Linked DNA regions of Homo sapiens: region 1 is linked to region 2. A link is a contact called in ENCODE Hi-C or POLR2A ChIA-PET data. All regions are on one chromosome and are shown on one strand. Each heading gives the region's core, a stretch centred on a gene start or an enhancer-like site at or near the end of the contact. The rest is flanking DNA. Distances are from core to core; before and after follow the strand shown.

Region 1 (5,859 bases), core at 2,348-4,847, 550 kb before region 2:
ATTACCTGGGCATGGTGGCACGCGCCTGAAATCCCAGCTACTCAGGAGGCTGAGGCAGGAGAATCACCTGAAACCAGGAGGCAGAGGTTGCAGGAGCCAAGATCCTACCCCTGCACTCCAGCCTGGGCGACAGAGAGACTCCGTCTCAAAAATAAATAAATTAGCCGGGCATGGTGGCGCACGTCTGTGGTCATGGCTACTCAGAAGGCCGAGGTGGGAGGATCCCTTGAGCCCAGGGGTTTGAGGCTGCAGTGAGCTATGACTGTACCACTGCACCCCAGTCTGGGTGACAAGAGTGAGACCCCGTCTCCAAAAAAAGTCCTAATACATGTTTCATCCTCTACCATGCCATTCAGTGAAGCCACCAAAGCTCATACAAGCTGGGAGTGAGGGGTAGGAAAGGTTCAATTTGGAATCCAGGCTATTTATTCTCACAATTGGCAAAGGTTTCTTCTAAATATGAAGATGCTATTTAGGATGTAAATTCTAGTTTTTCATTAACAAGGTTTCTTAATGCTGCTCTTTTAAAAAACATACTGAAAGCCGGGTGCAGTGGCTCATGTCTGTAATCCCAGCACTTTGGGAGGCCAAGGCAGGAGGATCACGAGGTCAAGAGATTGAGACCATCCTGGCCAACATGGTGAAACCCCATCTCTACTAAAATTACAAAAATTAGCTGGGCGTGATGGCACACGCCTGTAGTCCCAGCTACTCGGGAGACTGAGGCAGGAGCATTGCCTGAACCCAGGAGGCAGAGGTTGCAGTGAGATCGCGCCACTGTACTCCAGCCAGGCAAGAGCGAGACTCCGTCACAAAAAAAAAAAAAAAAAAACTGAAAAAGTTTTCCCAAAAAAACTAAAATTACATTCTGCCCGAGTTAGAAAACAGAAATTAGGACCGTAGATACAAGACCCTTATATCATTTCCCTATTAGCAATGCTACAACACTGGTAATTCTGTGTCACTGATAATTTTGTGTCAAAAATAACATGGCAGGTTTTGAAAAAATAAATCCAAATATGTTTGAATATGGATTGCTACATGTAAAATTTCCAGTCACTGAGAAAAACCAAGATCACACCAGATAAAAAGATTTAATCCTCAATAATTTTGCGTTCCTCAGCCGGGCGCGGTGGCTCAGGCCTGTAATCCCAGCACTTTGGGAGGCCGAGGAGGGCGGATCAGGAGGTCAGATCCAGACCATCCTGGCTAACACGGTGAAACCCTGTCTCTACTAAAAATACAAAAATTAGGTGGCGTGCGCCTGTAATTTCAGCTACTCAGGAGGCTGAGGCAAAAGAGAATCGCTTGAACCCGGGAGCGGAGGTTGCAGTGAGCCGGATCACGCCACTGCACTCCAGCCTGGGAGACAGAGCAAGATTCCGTCTCAAAAAAAAAAAATTATGGGTTCCTCATAGAATACCATAGTTTATTTTATTTTATTTATTTATTTATTTATTTTGAGACGGAGTCTCGCTCTGTCGCCCAGGCTGGAGTGCAGTGGCGCGACCTTGGCTCACTGCAAGCTTCGCCTCTCGGGTTGACGCCATTCTGCCTCAGCCTCTCGAGTAGCTGGGACTACAGGCGCCCGCCGCCACGCCCGGCTAATTTTTTGTATTTTCAGTAGAGAAGGGGTTTCACCATGTTAGCCAGGATGGTTTGGATCTCCTGACCTCCTGATCCACCCGCCTCGGCCTCCCGATCCACCCGCCTCGGCCTCCCGATCCACCCGCCTCGGCCTCCCAAAGTGCTGGGATTACAGGCATGAGCCACCGCGCCCGGCCAGAATACCCTAGTTTAAAACTGACTGCTTAATTACTTGCTTTTTCTCATCTATTGCAGCGGTGGATCTTGCTGACCTTTCTGAGGCAGGCTCCATTTCTTTCTTTAGTTTTTTTTTTTTTTTTTTTTTTTGAGACAGGGTCTCACTCGGGTTGCCTCGGCTGGAGTGCAGTGACACGATCACGGCTCACTGCAGCCTGGACTTCCTGGGCTCAAACTCCCGAGCAGTTGAGACCACAGGCGTTCACCACCATGCCCGGCTAATTTTTATATTTTTTGTAGAGACGGGGTTTCGCCACGTTGCCCAGGCTGGTCCAACTCCTGGACTCATGCTACCTGTCTGCCTCGGCCGTCCTCCTAAAGTGTTGGGATTACAGGCGTGAGCCACTGCGCCCGGCCTCAGGTTCTATTTCTTTTTAGAAATAATAAGACTAGAAAAATTAAGGGATAAATAAGTCTCCAATTATTCTGAACCCACAGCCCAGAATGGCTGCCCCCAAGTGACCAGAGAACAGACGGACAGGAAATGAGATTAGAAACAACTAGTAGCTGTGTCGCAAAATTGATAAGAGTCCTGGTTCTAGAACCGCGCTGCTTGGCCGCAATTCCTGGCTGCACCAATTTGGTAGCTGCATGACCTTAGAAAAGATATTTAACCTCTATGCTTGTTTCCTCATCTGTAAAAATGGCACTAATAGTACCCAACACTTACTTCATAGGAATAGTGTGTAGATGAAATGAATTAGGGCCGGGCGCGGTGGCTCACGCCTGTAATCCCAGGACTTTGGGAGGCCGGGGTGGGCGGATCACTAGGTCAGGAGTTCGAGATCAGCCTGGCCAACAGAGTGAAACCCCCGTCGCTACTAAAAACACAAAAATTAGCCAGGCGTGGTGGCGGACACCTGTAGTCCCAGCTACCTGGGAGGCTGAGGCAGGAGAATCGCTTGAACCCAGGAGGCGGAGGTTGCAGCGAGCCGAGACCACGCCACTGCACTCCAGCCTGGGCGACAGAGCGAGATTCCATCTCAAAAAAAAAAAAAAAATTAATTAGTGCATATAAAGCACTTGGAATAGCAAGCAGTCAATAATTATAGCAGCACTCTTTCTCTGGGAAAGAGCTCCCTCTTCCATCACAGAATCACATCGTACATTCTTTCATTGTCCCCAAAGACACACACCTTCCTCAAAGAAAAGGAACACAAGGCCAGGTCTTCCGAACCTCCATAGAAGATGTGGTAGGGATTCCTAACCTGAGCTGGGGCAAGGCGGTCTGTTTGCTCCCCAAATCTGTGAAACGCGGGCTTCAGAACATCTGACTGACTGCAAACATAGGTCATATTTTTACAAGACTTTAGTCCACAAAACATTTTCGCTCTCAAACCTTCACTACATTCACAGAATGCAGAAGCCGAGGCCCAGAGAAAAACTAGTCATCTATCTGTCCAAAGTCACCGGACGAATTCTGGGGAAAGGTCGAGGGAACTAGAGCTCCCGACTATGCAAACCCTAGAGGGTAAACTGGGGGCTAAGAGGGCCCCGTGCGTGTTTTGGCGGGCTAGGTCCTGGGCTTCAGGGCAGAGAAGAGGGCCGAGTGGATCGCCTTGCCTTACCTCCTCAGGATCTCCGGATTCGGTAAGCATCTTTTGCTCGTCCTCCAGTCCCATGTCTGGCTACGGTTCTAGATTCAACACGAGCAGCAACAGCGGCACCTAACCCAGTTCAGGATCAAGAAGGACTTGTAAGGGTCACTCAGCGGAAATCCGGCGATCTGGCCGGAAGTGCGGCACACTCATCGTGGTCGCGAACACATGCTCAGATTGGCATGTACTACCAGCCGCAGGCAGAGGTTAGGGGTAGCTGATGTTTGCACCCGAGGAGGCTTTGCTAAGAAACATCCCCTTAGTCATACCACACCCAAGTATAATTGATCTAGGAGTTTATCTAAAATAGTAGCTCCTAAGAGACTTGGAAAGTGTGCTAATTTCTTCGAAATTTCTTTAGAATAATTCACATTCTTCCCCATATCGCTTATGGAGCCGTCCTAACTGCTGACCTTTTCAAGATGGCGGTCCGCGGGCGACACTCTCGGGCTCGCGCACCTCCCCAAGATGGCGGCGCCCGAGGCCTGGCGCGCCCGGAGTTGCTGGTTCTGTGAGGTAGCGGCGGCAACGACCATGGAGGCCACGTCCCGGGAGGCGGCGCCAGCGAAGAGCTCGGCCTCGGGCCCCAACGCTCCCCCCGCCCTGTTCGAGCTGTGCGGGCGGGCGGTGAGCGCCCATATGGGGGTTCTGGAGAGCGGGGTGTGGGGTAAGTCGCGGGGTGAGGGGCTACCTCTGGCTAAGAGCAAGGGGCGGCCCAGCGGCCGGGGGGCGCGGGGGGCGAGGCCGGGAGGCCCGGGGCAAGGCCCAGCCTGGGGCGCTGAAAGCCAGCTCGTAGGATCGGAGAATGAATTTTGTGACTGACAGGGCTGGACAGAGTAAAGACGGAGACCTAAATGGGCAGGCTGACCCGCACCGCGGCCTGGCTCGGGGGCGCGGGGGGCGAGGCCAGGAGGCCCGGTCTGGAGCGAAGCAGGCTGGGCCCGGGCGACTGAGGCTGGATTGCGGCTGTGGGCCGCGCGAACTGACACTCGGCTGGGCCGGGCAGGAGAGTCTCGGATGTCGAACCGGTGGGCAGCGATGGCCCGGCTGCCCTAGGGCAGGGGCCGAGGTTAGGAGGCCCGGCCTAAGGCAAGGCCAGGCCAGGCCCGGGGCCACCGAACCTGACTGATGGCCCCGGGGCTCCAGCATCTGCCTGACACGCCACGGGGGTCGAGATTCCGGAGGCCAAGCCGATGGGCGGAGGGGAGGACAGCAGATTGGAGAGCGAGGGAATGGGGCAGGGGGAGAGGCCGAACGAAAGGGTCGGGGCGCCGCGGCCTGTCTGACGGCCCAGGGCTGACGGGAGCGAACCGACAACCGGGGTCTCGGGTGCCAAACTGACTAAGCGACCGAGCGACCGTGCGACCCGCAGGACAGGGAGCGCCGGAGGCCACTCGGATCGGCTCGAGCGGCGAGGAGGGACCGGAGAGCGAGTGGAGGGGGGCCCGGAGCGGCTTAAACAAGCGAGGGAGGCTCGAATGACGGACAGGCGGGAAGGGCCAAGGAGGCCCCAAGCGGGGCGACGGCCCGGGGATCCCGGACTGCCGGGCTGCCGTGGCAGGGGGCGCGGCGCCGCCAAGAGGCCTTGGGCTGAATGGGAGTGAACGGGGGCCCCAGGCCTGAAGGCGGCCGGGACCAAAGGGCCGGGCCTGGATGGAGGGCGGCCTGGGGCGCCGGGATGAACGGCCGGGGAGGGCGAACCGGCCAGTTGGGCTGGGAGGCGGGGCTGTGGGTTGGGGACCGCTGGCCGCGGCCTGGCCGCTGACGAGGGAAACTTGGGTCCGACGTGGGGCAAGTGAAAGAGGGGAAAGTGAGGCTCTGCCAAGCAGGCCTAGCCGCGCTGGGGACAGGGGAGGCCTCGGGCCTGAGAGGCTGCTGGCTCTGTGAGGGTGGGGTCGGGAGGCCGGGGTTGGAGTTGGGCGAAGAGGTGGCAGGCCCGGCCGAGGCCTGCTGGGGAGGGGGGCAGGAGAGCAGGCCCCGGGCCTGGAAGCGGCGCGGGGGAGGTTCCACCAGGAGGCCTTGCGGGTGGCCGTGGCGTCTTTGCAGGAGGAAGGCCCTGGTCAGGACAGGAGTGAGGACTTTGAGGACTCGAGGTTGCAGGGCGCGGAGTTTGAGTTATGCCATGAGGAGGGGGTGTGGGGAAAAGGCCCTGGAGTTTGGGGGGACTGAAGCTCCGGGATAAGCTGGAGGGTGGTCGGGGAGGCCCTTGGCTGTGGGAGTGGAGCCCAGTACCATGAGGCCTGAGTGTCCTGCATAGTGGTGGTGGAAGAGGCTTTTAGAAGTCGGCCGGTGTGCGGAGGGGACAGTGGAGGCCCCAGGCCAGCCAGCGGCTGAGAAGACAAGGGGCAGGCCGACCCATGGGGAACAGGAGGAAAGGCTCCGTAGAGCTGAGCAGGGAGCTCAGAAAAGTCCTAGGGCATGGGGAAGAAGGCAGAGA
Region 2 (5,808 bases), core at 1,864-4,363:
GTTGTAAAAGTTGTAAATCAATCCTACCTGCCCCCCTTCTTCTTCTTTTTGCAAATTGTGCGTTTACCATATTTGGAAAAGTTTAAGTCTTAGCCAATCAGGATCAGCTTAGATTGTGCAGTCCAACCCCAGTCAATAGGGGAAGGACACAAAAACAGGAACTGCATTAGGATTAAAAACTCCTTCCCTCCTTTGTTTGGTGTGCTCTTGTGATTTTAACAGGCGCAAGCAGCACCATCCTGCAGAAGTAAAGGTGCCTTACTGAGAAATTTTCTGTCTAAGTGTGGGTTTCTTTTGGCTACGCCAAGCACTTGTTTCCAATAAATTTGGGGGCTCGTCTGGGATCCTGTTCTCCTTCGGGAGGGGCTAGCGATTATCTTTTATGGGGAGACGCATCCCACTGCCTCACTGTGGTAGCTCCAAATACCATTACATTGGAGGCTAGGGCTTCAACATGTAAATTATGGGGAGGACACAATTTAGTCTATAGCAGCCTATAAGCATTTTTTTTTTTTTGAGACAAAGTCTTGCTGTTTTGCCCAGGCTGGAGTGCAGTGGCATGATCTCAGTTCACTGCAATCTCTGCCTCCCAGGTCCAAGCAATTCTAAAGTTAACATTTTATTTGGGAGGCAAGAATTGCAATTCAAAGCATATACACAGACTGGGTGTTCTTTGGTTCACTTTGAGGTTTTACAAAAAGGAGAAATGTTACATATGGCTTTGAAAGAAAGTTCATTGGCACTAGGAAAGTTTTAGGTTGCTGGCAAGCTCTGATTGGTGAGTGACTGCAGTGGGTAAAACTAGTCCTTTGAGGCTGGGCTCAGTGGCTCAAGCCTGTAATCCCAGGACTTTGGGAGGTTTAGGTGAGTGGATCACTTAAGCCTGGGAGTTCAAGGCCAGCCTGGCAACATGATGAAACCCTGTCTCTACAAAAAAGACAAAAATTAACTGGGCTTGCTGGTATGCAGCTGTAGTTCCAACTATTTGGGAAGCTAAAGTGGGAGGATTGATTGAGCCCAGGAAGTCAAGGCTGCAGTGAGCCCCGCCCCAATCACACCACTGCACTTCAGCCTGGGTGACAGGGAGAGAGACCCTGTCAAAAACAAAACAACAACCAACAACAACAACAAAAACCACCAAAAAACCAAACTAGTCTTTGAGTCATGGCAGTTTGTTTCAATAGCTATTGGGTAAAACTGGTTTCAGGTTACAACAGGCAGTTTCAGCAGACAGGGTTGCAGAGAATTACATTCTTTGAGCAATGAAATGTGCCCTCAGTGTTTCCCCTCCCACCATTTTCGGTGGGTATGAGAAGAATGGCCCAATCTGTATGCTTAACTTTCACAAGTGTAATCCAGAGTAAGTCATGAAATTGATTTTAGTAGTGCTGAAGTATAATTTTCTGAAGAGTAAAACCATGACTCTCTTACAAATATAAAAAAAAAGTATCAAATATTTTATTTATCTCATTAACTTATAAGGGAGCCAGTAAGATATTTAGGAATGTAGCATGAATTTGCTAAGAATCAGGAATGTTTAAATGAATTTGCTGAGAAGGGTAAAAATGGCTTAATATGCTACAGGTCAATAAAACAATGTTTTGGTGTATCTTTTCTACAGACGGGCAAGAATTATTTTAAGTACTACCAGTTTTCTGGTGAAATACTTTAGTCAATAGAAAGTCAGAGCTCCCTATGGATGCAAATCCGTCCAGCCTTACACTGAAAGGGCACACAGAATTCTCTTTTCCTCATTTCCAAGTCTTTGACAATGTTTGCTGACAATAGGTCCCTGTTAGCAGTTTTTGGTAATGAAGTAGAAAAGAAGAAATAAAAATTTAGTGCACTGCGGGTCGTAAGTGTAAACATAGTTTTGTGAAGATTTTGTTTCAGGCCAGGCACAGTGGCTCACACCTCCCAGCACTTTGGGAGGCCGAGGCGGGCGGATCACTCGAGCCCAGGAGTTGGAGACCAGCCTGGTCAACATGGCGAAATCTTGTCTCTACTAAAAATACAAAAAATTAGCCTGGCGGTGGTGGCACAGGCCTGTAGTCCCAGCTACTCAGGAGGCTGAGGTGGGAGGACTACCAGAGCCCAGGAAGTCGAGGCTGCAGTGAGCCGAGATGGCACCACTGCACTCCAGCCTGGGCGACAAAGCCAGGCCCTGTCTCATAAAAAGAGAAAGAAATACACTTTGGGAGGCCGAGTCGGGCGGATCACCTGAGGTGGGGAGTTTGAGACCAGCCTGACCAACATGGAGAAACTCAGTCTGTACTAAAAATACAAAATTAGCCGGGCATGGTGGCGCATGCCTGCAATCCCAGCTACTTGAGAGGCTGAGGCAGGAGAATCGCTTGAACCCAGGAGGCGGAGGTTGCGGTGAGCCGAGATCCGGCCATTGCATTCATTCTAGCCTGGGCAACAAGAGCGAAATTCCGTCTCAAAAAATAAAAAATAAAAATAAAAATAAAGAAATGAGATTTTATGTTAGATATATACTTCTATATATATACTCACAAGTATGTGGTATTGAGTTTGATGTAAAATATTTTTGTTCACCGTAGGCTGGGATCAAAACAGTTTGAAAGCCACTAATGTGACACATGAGGGTCAACAGTGAAAAAAACTGGACTTTTGAGTTCTTCCTTCCCCAAAATAAGTATCCCTTCAGTGCCAGGCTCAGTCATGCACTCAGAAAACGATTCGAGAGAACAGTAGAGAAGGACCGTGCCAGGTGTTCGGCTCGTCTCTGCTTAACTGAGATCCGCGGCCTTCTTGGGACACCACAAGAATCAGAGTGCAAGCGGAATGGAAAGGGCGAGCCAGCCGGCCCCAGCAGGCAGAAGCAGAGGCTTGCAGCTAAGCTGTTGATCCTTGGGGAAGCAAGCCCAAGCCCTGGGCCCCATCAGTGGGCACTGAGAGGCGCCAGCGGCCCAGTCTCCCGCGAGCGGAAGAACCTCGCGCACGCGCAGTGAAAACCCAGGGCCCGCGAAGCGTCCGAAGTCCCTTCCCACCGCCCGGCTTCGCCTCCAGTTCTCGGGGAACTGTACGGCCCAGTCACTCCCGCCTCGTCACCCCCGCCAGGTTTCCCCCGCCCTCTCCGGCCGGGGCTGGTCGCGACTGCGCGCGCAGGGCCTGAGCGGGCGCCGGAGGGAAGGGGAAGCGGCGGGTAAGGAGGGCCTGCGTTCGGGCGCGTCTGTGACGGGGTTGGGAACTTCCTCTTCTACTCCCTCCGGCTTTCCGGACCCCTGAGGACTGGAGTGAGAGAAGCCTCTAGAACTGTGTATTTCCTTGTCTTTCCTTCTGCCGCCGCAGGCCTTCCTCCGACAGTCTAAGTGTCGCCCTCCCCAGACCTTCTCGTCCGGACCGCTCCTGCCTCCCCCGCCCCAACTGGGGAATCCTGAGGCTGTGTCCCCAGTCCCTCTGTTGTCGCCTCGTTTGTCTGAGATCCCTTCCCTGACCTTTAGGTAGCGCAGGAACGATTATTAGCTTTTAGTGTAGCAGCAGTTTAGGGCTAGCTCTCTAGGCCGGGCCCCCAACTCAAGCACAAAGAACCACGGGTGTTTTGACACTTGTTCCGGGGATTCTTTCTGACACCCCTTTGCTGAAGCAGTTTCCACATGTTCCCAGCAGTGAATTCAAAGCCAGCAAACATAGGTCCGCTTTAGTTCCTCTGGGCATTTCTACCGTTTCCTAATAATCTGCTTTTTTTTTTGAGACAGTCTCGCCCCTTCTCCTAGGCTGGAATGCAGTGGTGCGATCACAACTCACTGCAGCCTCGACTTCTCAGGCTCTAGCGATCCTCTCACCTCAGCCTCCCAAGTAGCCGGAAGTACAGGCTTGCCCCATCACAGCCAGCTAATGTTAAAACAATTTTTTTTGCGGCGGGGGGCTCGCTGTATTGCCCAGGCTGGTCTTGAACTCTAGGACTCAAGCGATCCTCCCTGGCCGGGCGCGGTGGCTCACGCCTGTAATCCCAGCACTTTGGGAGGCCGAGGCGGGCGGATCACGAGGTCAGGAGATCGAGACCATCCTGGCTAACACGGTGAAACCCCGTCTCTACTAAAAATGCAAAAAATTAGCCGGGCGTGGTGGCGGGCGCCTGTAGTCCCAGCTGCTCGGGAGGCTGAGGCAGGAGAATGGCGTGAACCCGGGAGGCGGAGCTTGCAGTGAGCCGAGATCGTGCCACTGCACTCCAGCCTGGGCGACAGAGCGAGACTCCGTCTCAAAAAAAAAAAAACAAAAAACAAAAACAAAACAAAAAAAAAAAACAAAAAATCAAGCGATCCTCCCGACAGGACATCCCAAAGTGCTGGGGTTATAGGTGTGAGCCACCTTGCCCAGTCAACAATCTGCTTTTCAAGTTTGGGGCACGTGAGGCATGCAACGTCACAGAATTGTGCTCTTTTCCTTTGGAAATATGGTCACTCCACATGCCACCTTTTGGGATGACGTTCCTACTCCACTGACAGTGGGATGGTATCAGCAGTTACTGAGAAGCATGGTAACAGACTAGTATTTCTGTTGTCTGCCACCCGAATGGATATTCAGTCAACTCTTTCTTGTAGCAGGAGGCAGCATTTTAGCTCAGTGGCTGTGCTTGATGCCTTGAAGTAGGGGACAGAGGAGGTACCTTGTAATTAAACCACTAGGGTTCAAAATGTGCTGACAGAAATGTAAAACAGAAAAGGCCTGACAGTCATGTCATGTTGATAATAGTTCCAGGTCACATTTCTGTGTAGGGCCAAATACATGGTTTCTCCGCCCCCACCCCCTTTTTTTCCTTTTTTTTTTTTGAGACGGAGTCTCTCTGTTGCCCAGGCTGGAATGCAGTGGCTCCATCTCCACTCACTGCAACCTCTGCCTCCCAGGTTCAAGCGATTCTCCTGCCTCAGCCGCCCACGTCACTGGGATTACAGGCGCCCACCACCATGACTGGGTAATTTTTTGTATTTTTTAGTAGAGATGGGGTCACCATGTTGGCCAGGCTGGTCCTGAACGCCTGACCTCTGGTGATCCACCCGCCTCAGCCTTCCAAAGTGCTGGGATTAAAGGCGTGAGTCACCGCACCTGCTTTTTGTTGTTGTTGTTGTTGAGACACGGTCTTGCTCTGTTGTCCAGGCTGGAGTGCAGTGGCACCATCTCAGCTCACTGCAGCCTGGACTTCCCTGGCTCAGGTGGTCCTCCCACCTCAGCCTCCCCTGAGTAGCTGGGACTACAGGCCTGTGCTATCATGCCTGGCTAATTTTTTTGTATTTTTAGTAGAGACAGGGTTTAGCCATGTTGCCCAGACTGGTCTCAAACTCCTGGACTCAAGCGATCTGCCTGCCTCAGCCTCCTAAAAATCTGGGCTTACAGGTATGAGCCACTGTGCCCAGCCCCTTTCACCCTCTTTAAAAAATTTATTTTTCACTTCAATTTGGGTGACAGAGTGAGACCCTGTCCCCCAAAATAGATATTTTTTAAATTGGCACATAATAATTGTTTTATATTTACATTTATGAGGTACAGTGTGATATTTTGATACATGTATATAATGTATAATTATCAAATCAGGGTAATTACCATATTCATCACCTCAAACACTTCTTGCTATTATATGCTAGTTATATGTAATATGTTGATATTCTGTAGATGGTGATATGAAGTTTTAGCAGCTACCTTCGAATCTCTCAATCAAATTTCTCAATAAGTTAATTCCTAGAAAGTGATGATAATCAGCCTTGTTATTTTGACTTTGATAAGTTTAAATGCTATAAACGTAACCATTTTTTTTCTAACATCAGCCCACACTATAAGTCTTATTAC

What was found. Hi-C counts contacts between places; a loop is a spot of excess contacts on that map. ChIA-PET counts read pairs that join two places held with the same protein, here RNA polymerase II (POLR2A). Pooled maps may share reads with other maps.
Region 1: a loop to region 2 is called in a map of B cell, with 23 times the contacts of the local background. The contact joins the promoter of LRRC41 here to the promoter of IPP in region 2. A Hi-C loop is called at or near these places in 1 of 168 maps with a recorded cell type or tissue (B cell) and 8 of 50 pooled maps. POLR2A ChIA-PET finds 5 or more read pairs at or near these places in 1 of 52 experiments (activated CD4-positive, alpha-beta T cell).

What each region holds. Positions count from the first base shown.
Region 1 is chr1:46,301,354-46,307,212 of GRCh38, reverse strand. It overlaps LRRC41 (leucine rich repeat containing 41), which reads left to right and starts at 3,597. Exons shown (of 10, transcript NM_006369.5): 1 at 3,597-4,089. The coding sequence starts at 3,891. It overlaps UQCRH (ubiquinol-cytochrome c reductase hinge protein), which reads right to left and starts at 3,515. Exons shown (of 4, transcript NM_006004.4): 1 at 3,393-3,515. The coding sequence starts at 3,446. RefSeq lists enhancers at 2,761-3,342, 3,343-3,926, 3,662-4,061, 5,482-5,601, 5,092-5,674 and 1 more and silencers at 4,052-4,111, 4,162-4,211, 4,242-4,391, 4,742-4,811, 4,842-5,391.
Region 2 is chr1:45,747,958-45,753,765 of GRCh38, reverse strand. It overlaps IPP (intracisternal A particle-promoted polypeptide), which reads left to right and starts at 3,113. Exons shown (of 9, transcript NM_005897.3): 1 at 3,113-3,169. LOC105378693 (a long non-coding RNA gene) reads right to left here and starts at 2,817. Exons shown (of 3, transcript XR_947290.2): 1 at 2,518-2,817. RefSeq lists a silencer at 3,003-3,272.